2 separate regions of the Homo sapiens genome follow, and region 2 is linked to region 1. A link is an interaction called in ENCODE POLR2A ChIA-PET data of the cell type or tissue named here. Cell type or tissue: PC-9. All regions are shown on one strand.

The links. Peaks named below come from ENCODE experiments on the same cell type or tissue, not always from the same donor. Only the 100,000 strongest peaks of a DNase experiment are listed, where the experiment ranks them.
Region 2: POLR2A ChIA-PET joins it to region 1 with 9 read pairs; 1 of 35 experiments calls an interaction of 5 or more read pairs at or near these places.

Annotation. Positions count from the first base shown.
Region 1 is chr14:102,687,085-102,692,084 of GRCh38, forward strand. All of the region lies in intron 3 of RCOR1 (REST corepressor 1), which reads left to right. Among named protein-coding and RNA genes, the nearest start is that of TRAF3, 88 kb to the right of the region's middle. In PC-9, no CTCF peak of the experiment used is centred here; DNase peaks (open chromatin) are centred at 4,017 and 4,897; H3K27ac peaks cover 500 bases.
Region 2 is chr14:103,284,541-103,289,540 of GRCh38, forward strand. No RefSeq gene overlaps it. Among named protein-coding and RNA genes, the nearest start is that of EIF5, 47 kb to the right of the region's middle. RefSeq lists an enhancer at 2,594-3,397. In PC-9, no CTCF peak of the experiment used is centred here; DNase peaks (open chromatin) are centred at 261 and 411; H3K4me3 peaks cover 380 bases; H3K27ac peaks cover 2,146 bases.

The sequences.
Region 1 (5,000 bases):
TCGTGTTTATCTACTGAGTTTTCATTTACGTTTTATATTGAACAGCTTTTTGTCTGGGAATGTACCAGGAGTGAAAGGTTCAGGAATCTCATACTGTAATGGAGAGACAGAAAAAATGAACATGTGAGCAAATAATTTATGTGTAGTTTTCCTAGGCAACTCTTCCTTTTTAGAGGTAGAAACACTGGGGTCTACAGAAGTAAAGTCAAGTGTTTAAGGTCCCATAGCCAGTTATTACAGTAGCCAAGTTTTAGCTAGATCTCTTGTCTCCAGACAATATTTACCACACCTGTCTGCCTTTGTAGGCTGCTTCATTTAATAAACTGTAATTCAACGCTTAAAACATTAATACTATACTAGTTTTTTTGGGCTGTGTCTAAGTAAAACCCATTTAATGAGAGATATAACTTATGGGATATGCCTAGAAAATGTGGCCTGTAGAGAGACATTTCATGTTGAGGAAGCGTAAATAATTCCCAATAACATAGATTAGAACAATGAGTTTAAATATTAAGTGATCATGGAAAATTACTTGATGAAACCATGGCTTGAGATTTCAGCAACAAAGGAGTGAATGAAGTACAATCTGCCATCATGTGTAATCTGGAGGGTGGCAGACTGAGAAACTGAAAAATGTTCACTTATTGGAGAAGAGTACAGTTGACTCATATGATTTTTACATCAAGCATCTCCCATGTACCACTGAGTCAGTATTCTGATGTTCCCGTTGGGACTCAGCAGAAGGTGCTAGCTTTCCTAGGTAGAAACAAAGAGTTGAAGATGGTTGACATTTGATTGAAATGTGGAAGAATGAGTAGGAGTTTGCTGGCTGGACCAGGGGCATAAGTGCACACTAGACAGAAGAAATGATAGCATTTCCTTTTTTTTTTTTTTTTTTTGAGATAGAGGTCTCGCTCTGTTGCCCATGCTGGAGTACAGTGGCGTGATCTTGGCTCACTGCAACCTCTGCCTCCTGGGTTCAAGCAGTTCTCCTGCTTCAGCCCTGCGAGTAGCTGGGATTACATGCGTGTGCCACCACACCCGGCTAATTGTGTGTTTTTAGTAGAGACAGGGTTTTACCATGTTGGCCAGGCTGGTCTTGAACTCCTGACCTCAGGTGATCCTCCTGCCTTGGTCTCCCAAAGTGTTGGAATTATAGGCGTGAGCCACTGCGCCCGGCCAGCATTTTCATTTTTAAAGGTGTGAAGATGTGGAGAGGAAATCCAGCACTTAATTTTGGAGATTTGCCTGACTGTGACAAGTGTTGTCCTGGGGCAGAGAGAAATGAAACTAGAAAGGCAGGCCAGCTTCTTAAAGGTTTGGAGGATCTCTTGACGGAGTTTTAGCTAGAACTGATATGATTTACACTGAAAAGCTCTTGACAGTCCTGTGGTTTAGAGAAGAGTAGAGAAGAGGTTTATTGGTGGTAGTAAGGTGTTGATGCAATTCCAAGTCAGAGAAGTTGATTGCCTAACCGGGTCAGTGCTGTTAAAAGGCGGCATGATGGAAATTCAGGAAGTCAAGTCAGGAGTATCTTAACTTGCCCCAAAGAGATGGAGACCATAGAATTGTGGGCTTAGTGACTGGTTCAGGCAGCCTTTAACATGCCTGTAAAGACTATTAAATGCCGTTAAGTATAGGTGCACTGTTCCATCATTTACTCCACACGTTTCTGTTGAACCCCTATGAGGCACTCCGTTGCTGTGATACGGTATCATCTCTCCTCAGTCCCCACTGTGATATTGTGCAGCCACCCTTTGCATGGATTCCACACCCTACCTCTGCACATCCTGTTTATACCATTCCAGGCTGCCCGCCTTTGGGGACTCCATCCTCATTCCAGTTGATCTGCACCCTAAATGCCCACCTTGCTCAGCCCTACCCACCAGCTTTAGGATACCACCTCTTGCCTTCATGCAGACACCACTGCACTGCGCAGTGTACTTTTGACAGTCCCCTCTTGTCACTGTGCTTACGTGTAGACCTACCTCAAGTTTGGACTTCGTTTGTTTAGAGAAGCAGCTGAACGTTAACAAAGTGGGCGTATTAGAGTTTAAAATATATGTAGAGTTTAGGCCAGATTGTAGGCCCAGTCTGGTTCCTTTTACTGACTTAGGAAAAACAAAGTTTACCCAGGCACGTGTGGTTAAATATAATGCAAAACTGTGGTCCAAGGGTCTTAATGAAATGGATAGATTAATCTGAGGATTTTTTTTTTGTTGCTTGATTATTATTATTTTTTTTAAGGTAGGGCTTGAAAAGAAGGGGAGTGGAACTAGAGGGGAAGCTCGGGTATAGCCTTGTCTGTTGTTTATAGTCTGCTTTTTAAAAATATATAATCAACTAAATTGCTCATGCTGAATGATGTTGATAGTTCCCAGAAGGAGCAAATTTCTCAGATGGGCTGCTGTTGCCTTGGGTGTAGAATTTAGCAAGGTGACTTTTGGCTATTGGATATCCATAGAAACAGATGGTCTTGCTCATTTATGCATTATGCATTTTATAAGTTATATATAGTAAGTGTTTGTGCAGTTATTTAAGTGTTTGCATTTTGGGTTTTTTATTTTATAAAAATGAGGAAAAACTGGTCCAGTGGTAAGAATCATGGATCTCTGTGTTAAAATAGACAAAAATGGAAATCGTTAGCTGTGCCAAAAACAAGCTGGCTGATTTTTTTGAGACAGAGTCTCGCACTGATGCCTGGGCTAGAGTGCAGTGGCGCAATCTCAGCTCACTGCAACCTCTGCCTCCCAGGTTCAAGCTATTCTCCTGCCTCAGCCTCCCTAGTAGCTGGAATTACAGGCACCCGCCACCATGCCCAGCTAATTTTTTGTATTTTTAGTAGACACGGGGTTTCACCATGTTGGCCAGGCTGGTCTCAAACTCCTGACCTTGGGATTTGCCTGCCTCAGCCTCCCAAAGTGCTGGGATTACAGGCGTGAGTCACCGCGCCCGGCCTGATTTTTTTTTTAAGCTAGCTATTAACTATATAAGGAAAAAAATTGCATGTAACATGGTGGAGGTAGATAATTTAAAGTTGTGTCAAAAGACAAGTTTAAGTTAGGGATTTAAAAGTAAGTTTTAGCTTTCTTGGAATAAGAGCCGTACCTATGACATACGCACAATTCATTTCTACTTTAGGATGTTTGACTTACTATATTGTACATGAAAGTTTAGAGTAATATGAATAATGTGTAATATATCATATATAATTCTAAACTTTCATGTAGATACATAGTAAATGTCAGGTGTCTCTATTCAGAGCATCCCAGTAGCTTTTCAATTCATTGTAAGTTAAAGTCAAAAGAACCTGACACACCCTGGGCAGCATGGCAAAACTCCATCTCTACAAAAAAATTAACCAGTCATGATGGTGCACACCTGTAGTCCCAGACTGTTGGGAGGCTGAGATGGGAGGATCACTTGAGCCCAGGAGGTCCAGGCTGCAGTGAGCTGTGATTGCGCCACTGCACTCCAGCCTGGGCAACAGCAGGACCCTGTCTTAAAAAAAGGAAAAAAGAAAATAATAATAACACAAAAAAAGAACTTGATGTCCACATGGCTCACCCCCCAGTTCATTCTGGTTATTGCTTAAGTGTCACTATATCAGAGAAGCCTTCTTTGACCACACAAACCACTCACTGTCTTAACTCACTTTCTTTCATTCTGCTTATCATCACCGGACATCGTATTATCTACTTTATGTCTCTCGTCTCTCTCCACTGTAGTGTAAAACTGAGTGGAGGAACTTGGTATGTGTGTTCAGTTCTCTGTCAGTCCCCTCTTGGCATGTGGTGGGTGTATAATAAATAAGTTATTGAATGAATGAGAAGGTGGTGGGAGTGCAGGATTCCCCTGGATAGAGATTTGCAAATACAGGCTTTTCTGCCATTTGCTCTGTAACTTGGGTTGTCTGGAATCTTATAACATTTCCTTCTTTGTCCCTTACCTTGTGGCTATCATTTGTTTACTCAGTAACTTGCACAACTGCTTGTGTACCAAGCGCTAGCAGGCACTGGCGAAATACACGAACAGTCCGACAAGTCCCTGCCCAAGTGTAGCTTACAGTCTACGGGAAGCTGCACTGGTAAATAAGTTCATTGAGCGCCGTGAAGGAGAAGTGTGCTTAAACAAATACCACATATTCTCACTTACAAGTGGGAGCTAAACATTGGGTGCACATGGCCATAAAGATGGGACCAATAAATAAGACACTGGGGACTACCTAGGATGGGGAGAGGTGGGGACAAGGGCTTAAAAAGAACCTGTGCTGAGTGAGTCATGGGTTCATTTGTACCCCAGACCTCAGCATCACGCAGTGTGTCTTTGTAACAAACCTGCACACGTGCCCCCGATTCTAAAATAAAAAGTTGAGGGAAAAAAACAAAACAAAACAACTTATTCTTTGACTTGGGTGTGAGCAGCAGTAGCGATAGGGTAAGCCTATATTGGCCTAGTTTTCAGCTTTTTAAAAATATATGGCTAGAAGAGGTTGAAACTTGTGATTAAAATGAGTCTTTTGAGTGTGTGAAAAGTATTTTCATCACTTTAATTTTTTTAAGTGCTCTAGAACTAGCTAAAATGGGCAAAACGTACTAGAATAAACATAGCTGAATGAGTTGAATTTACAAACTAGTGGAAGCCTTCTATTAAACAGTAATTTACCTTGTAATCATATTAATGTCTAATCTGTATCTTTATACAGAAAAACGTTTCATTGTGTTCAGTTTTAGTTTATCCTTTCTGTTGACAGTGGACATCCATTATCAGTTCTTGACTATTACAAATATTACTGCTGGGGAAGCATTCTTGGACCTATTTCTTGATGCCCATCTAGAATATATATGCTAAGTTCTGAGAGATCAGTGCCAAATTATTTTCAAAGTGGTCAAACTGGTTTACACTGCTACCAGCAAAATGCAGAATTTATTTGCTCCACATCCTCTCCAATAATTGCTGTTGTTGGACTTATACGTGTTAGACCAGTCTAGTGTGAGTAT
Region 2 (5,000 bases), 600 kb after region 1:
AGACCCTGAAGGAAATCAAAGTATTTACCCCAAAATATGTTTTTGACATGGTCCTGCACAGCTGCCTCTTGTGGGGGAAATTTGCCTTTTTAGAGAAACTCTTTCCCTTACTGGGTCTTTTCCAGAGAGCCTGATAATCTTTGAAAGGTCTCAACAGGAAGTATTTGCCATCTATTGCCTCTAAGGGCAGCCACCTATGAGACTCATCTACATAATAAAAACCTTGGTCTTCACAACCCCATACCTTATCTGAACCCAGACATTCCTTTCTACTGATTCCAGGTCTTTAGGCAATAACTTAACTCTTTCAACCAATTGCCAATCAGAGCCTTTGAAGCCACCTGTGATCCATAAGTCCCCTGCTTCAAATTGTCCTGGCTCTCCGACCCAACCACTGTATACCTCATATGTATTGACCGATGTCTTCTATCTCCCTGAAACTGAAACGTGTAAGGCCAAGCTGTAGACCAACCCCTTGGGGCACGTGTTCTCAGGAGTTCCTGAGGCTGACTCACAGGTCATGGCTCTCACATTTGGCTCTGAACAAATCTCTTCAAATATTTCACAGAATTTGGCTTTTTCTGTCAACAGTGGTGTGAGCAATTAAGTTCAAAGGGTAGCAACAACTCTATCCCCTTCAGTTTCTCTGAAACCTCTTTTGCTTCTGTAATAGGAAATGTTTATTTGAAAACGCAAGGAATGACGCACTTGATGTTGTGTATGTTGGAGCAAGCTGATGGCATAAAATGAGGAGTGGAGGACTATGTCCCAGGGTCTACTAGAATCTGTGCCCTCTAACCTGGAGGAAGATTTTCAGGACCCATACTTGGGGTCGTTCTGTCTTTACAGAACGTGTCCCAGGCGTGTATGGAAACACACTGGAAACAGAGATCACCTGTGTTTAGGCTCTGACTATATAGCTAGTCATGAAATTTCTCAGTGATAGGGTATAGATATATATGTTCAAATTCTCTAGGAGGCTGGGCACGGTGGCTCAAACCTGTAATCCCAGCACTTTGGGAGGCCAAGGCAGGTGGATCACCTGAAGTGAGAAGTTGGAGACCAGCCTGGCCAAGATGGTGAAACCCCGTCTCTACTAAAAATACAAAATTAGCCAGTTGTGGTGGCACACGCCTGTAGTCCCAGCTACTCAGGAGGCTAAGGCAGGAGAACCACTTGAACCCGGGAGGTGGAGGTTGCAGTGAGCCAAGATCGCACCACTGCACTCCAGCCTGGACAAAAAGAGTGAAACTCTGTCCTAAAAAAAATAAAATAAAATTATCTAGGAGACGCCAAGCTGTTCTCCAAAGTATTGTTCTAATTTACACTTTTATCAGCAGCAGAAGAAAGCTCATCGCTCTTCATCCCTGCCAGTTTACTCTTTTCTGACTTAAAATTCTTGCCACCCTGATGGGTTGGAAATGACATTTCATTTTGGTTAATTTGCATTTCCCTTATCACTAATGCAGTTGAGCATCTTTTTCATTCATTTATTTGCCATTTGTGCTATTTCTGTGCATCTCTGTTTATTTCTTTTGCCCATTTTTCTGTTTGGTTTTTTATCATTTTTATTGTGTCATAGGATTCTTAGGAAAGACAACATGTATAAAAATGTGTATGTCTTTTGTCAGTTATATGTATTACAAATATTTTTGCATAAGTGTACATTCCTTTTTGTAATGTAGTCAAATGTATCAACGCTTTCTGTTACAGTTTGCATTTTTGCCCTATTAAAGATATCCTTTCTCTAGAACCAGAAATACCATTCCACCCAGCAATCCCATTACTGGGTATATATGCAAAGGGTTATAAATCATTCTACTATAAAGACACACGCACAGGTATGTTTATTGCAGCACTATGTACAATAGCGAAGACTTGGAACCAACCCAAATGCCCATCAGAAGAATTTGGAGGCTACGGTTTCTAAAGGATGGTTTGACAGGTGGGGCTTAGGAAATGGAGAATGCTGATTGGTTGGTTCAGGGGTGAAATTGCAGGGTCCAGAGCTGTCTTCTTGCTCTGAGTCAATTCCTGGGTAGAGTCACAGGACTGGGTGAGTCCATTTCTTTGTATGGGTTATGGGTTTGGGCGGCACCAGCTGGTGCCTCAGAATGCAAGTTCTGAAAAATACCTCAAACACCAGTCTTTGGTTTTATCCTAATGATGTCATCTATAGAAGCAACTGAGGAAGTTACAAACTTGTGATCTCTGGCTACTTGACTCCAGAACCATAATTCTAACCTTGTGGCTAATTTGTTAACTTTACAAAGGTGGTTTTTGTCCCCAGGCAAGGAGGGGGTTCATTTCAGGAAGGAACCGTTATCATCTTTGTTCTAAAGTTAAACTATAAACTAAATTTCTCCCATAGTTAGCTTGGTCTACGCCCAGGAATGAGCAAAGATGGTTAGCTTGTGAGGGTAGAAGCAAAATGGAGCCAACTGTCAGGTTTCTCTCACCGTCATAATTTTTGCAAAGGTGGTTTTACCACTAGTCTCTAGTTTACATGGAGCTGATGGTGACAAGCCATAGCCTGGCAGGGGTGGGGGGCAGCTGCAAACTGTGTTCCTCCTTAACACTCGGCGTTGTGGCGGCTGTCCAGCTCCAATTCTGGATCCATTATGTGGCCTCCACCGAGATGACTGGCCTCTCTCAGCCTCAGTTTCTCCCTCCTCAGGAAAACGAGGGTGATAATGATAGCGCTTTCCTGGGGAGCATGAGGCAGGCAGCACAGGCAAAGCTCCATGCAGAATCAGCACTCAATTCAGCGACGGTGGTGGCAGGAGGGGTGCCATCCTCACTCTGTGCTGTGTGGCCCTGGGCTCCTTAGGCCCCTCTGGACTTTGTTTCCTCCTGATGTATCAAACACAGACTCAGCATCCCGACACCAGCTCCCAAGAGCGTCCAGGGAGTAGGCAGGGGTGAGGCAGCCCTGGGGCCCAGGGCATGTGAGGTTGTGCTGGGGGGAGGGCCTGGATGCCCTCCCTCTCTGTACTCACGGGGACGCTGTGGCGAGGTGAATAAGGGCCCCCAAAGGTATCAGTTCCTAATCCCTGGAACCTGTGTACGTTACCTTATATGGCAAAGTCTTTGCAGATGGGATTACATTAAGGATTTTAAAGTGGGAGGGGACCCTGGATCATCCAGGTGGGCCCTAAATCACTTGTATCCTTATGATGCAGGTAGAGGGTGGCTTGCACACAGAGCAGAGAAGGCGATGTGAAGATGAGGCAGAGATCGGGACTACACAGCCAAGAGCACCAGCAGCCGCCGAATCCGGAGGAGGTGGGGAAGAGGCAGGCTCTACCCTAGACCCCCAGGAGGGAGCGAAGCTCTGCCGACCCCTTGATTTCAGCCCATTGATACTGATTGCAGGTTCTGGCCTCTGAAACCGTGAGAGAAGACTTTTTTGTTGCTTTAAGCCACCAAGTTTGTGGTGACTTGTTATAGCAGACACAGGACCTAATACAGACACATGCTGTTCCCAGGAAACACCGTGGCCACCCCCAGGGCCAACACACACACACACACACACACACACACACATCCCCCAGGGCCTGGCCAGAAGAAAGAAGCCCCGCCCTATGGCCCCCCATCACACACAGACAGATCCCCTCTGTCCTCTGTAGGCTTGGCGTGCCCCAGGGAATACCCAAGCCTGACCTGCAGAGGGAAACTGAGGAGCTGGGCCAGGCCTCGGGGCATCTCCTGGGGCTGCTGCAGTCCTGAGTGCACCTCCCTGGCTCAGCCCCGCCCGGGGCCGCAGGGGCAGCTCCACCGGCCTCAACCCTAGCAGCCTCCTCCTGGGTCCCACTGACCCCAGGCTCTAAACAGCCTGTGGCTGTGGCTGCCTGGAGAACCTGGCGATGGGGGGTGCAGACTCCTCCCTTACCCTGGCTTCGTCCCTCCGTCAGTCTTGCTGACTCACAGACGCTTCTGTTCATTCTAGAGCAATTAATTGCATATCTCTTTTAGATACTGCAATTATCGTTGCCTTTTCTCATATCTCTTTCCGATTTGTTCCTGGTGTCCCTGGACAATAGCATCTTAGTTTCGATGTAATTTACAATGATTGTGGCCTTATGGATTATGCATTTGATACGACACTTGATCTTAGCCAGAAGCCCGAGAAGCAATGGGTTAGGCATTTGAATCCTGGTATAACAAGACCTTCTCTGCCTGTATCTTACAAAAATTCTTTTACATTTTCTTCTAGCTTCCTATTTTTACCTTTGACATTTGGAACTTTACTTTCTCTAGAGTCCTGCTTTGTATGTGAGGTTAAGTAAAGATCCATTATTTTCCCACTAAGTTAGAGATCCAGTCTTCTACACCAGGTGTTCCCAACACCCAGGCTGTGGACCAGTACCAGTCCATGGCCTGTTAGGACCCAGGCTGCACAGCAAGAGGTGGGTGGCAGGCGAGTGAGCATTCCCGCCTGAGCTCTGCCTCCTGTCAAATCAGATTCTCATAGGAGCACAAACCCCATTGTGAACTTCACATGTGAGGGATATAGGTTGAGTGCTTCTTTTGAGAATCTAATGCCTGATGATCTGAGGTGGGACAGTTTCATCCTGAAGCCATCCCCCACACCCTAGCAGTCATGGAAAAAATTGTCCTCCATGAAATCAGTCCCTGGTGCCAAAAAGGTTGGGGACTACTGTTCTACACCATTGCTTAAGAGGCTCACTGCTGGCCAGGTGCAGTGGCTCACGCCTGTAATCCCAGCACTTTGGGAGGCTAAGGCAGGTGGATCATGAGGCCAGGAGTTCAAGACCAGCCTGGCCAAGATGGTGAAACACCGTCTCTACTAAAAATACAAAAATTAGCCGGGCATGGTGGCAGGCACCTGTAATCCCAGCTACTCAGGAGGCTGAGGCAGGAGAATCACTTGAACCCGGGAGGTGGAGGTTGCAGTGAGCCAAGATCACACCACTGCACTCTAGCCTGGGTGACAGAGCAAGACTCCATCAAAAAAAAAAAAAAAAAGACTCATTCGT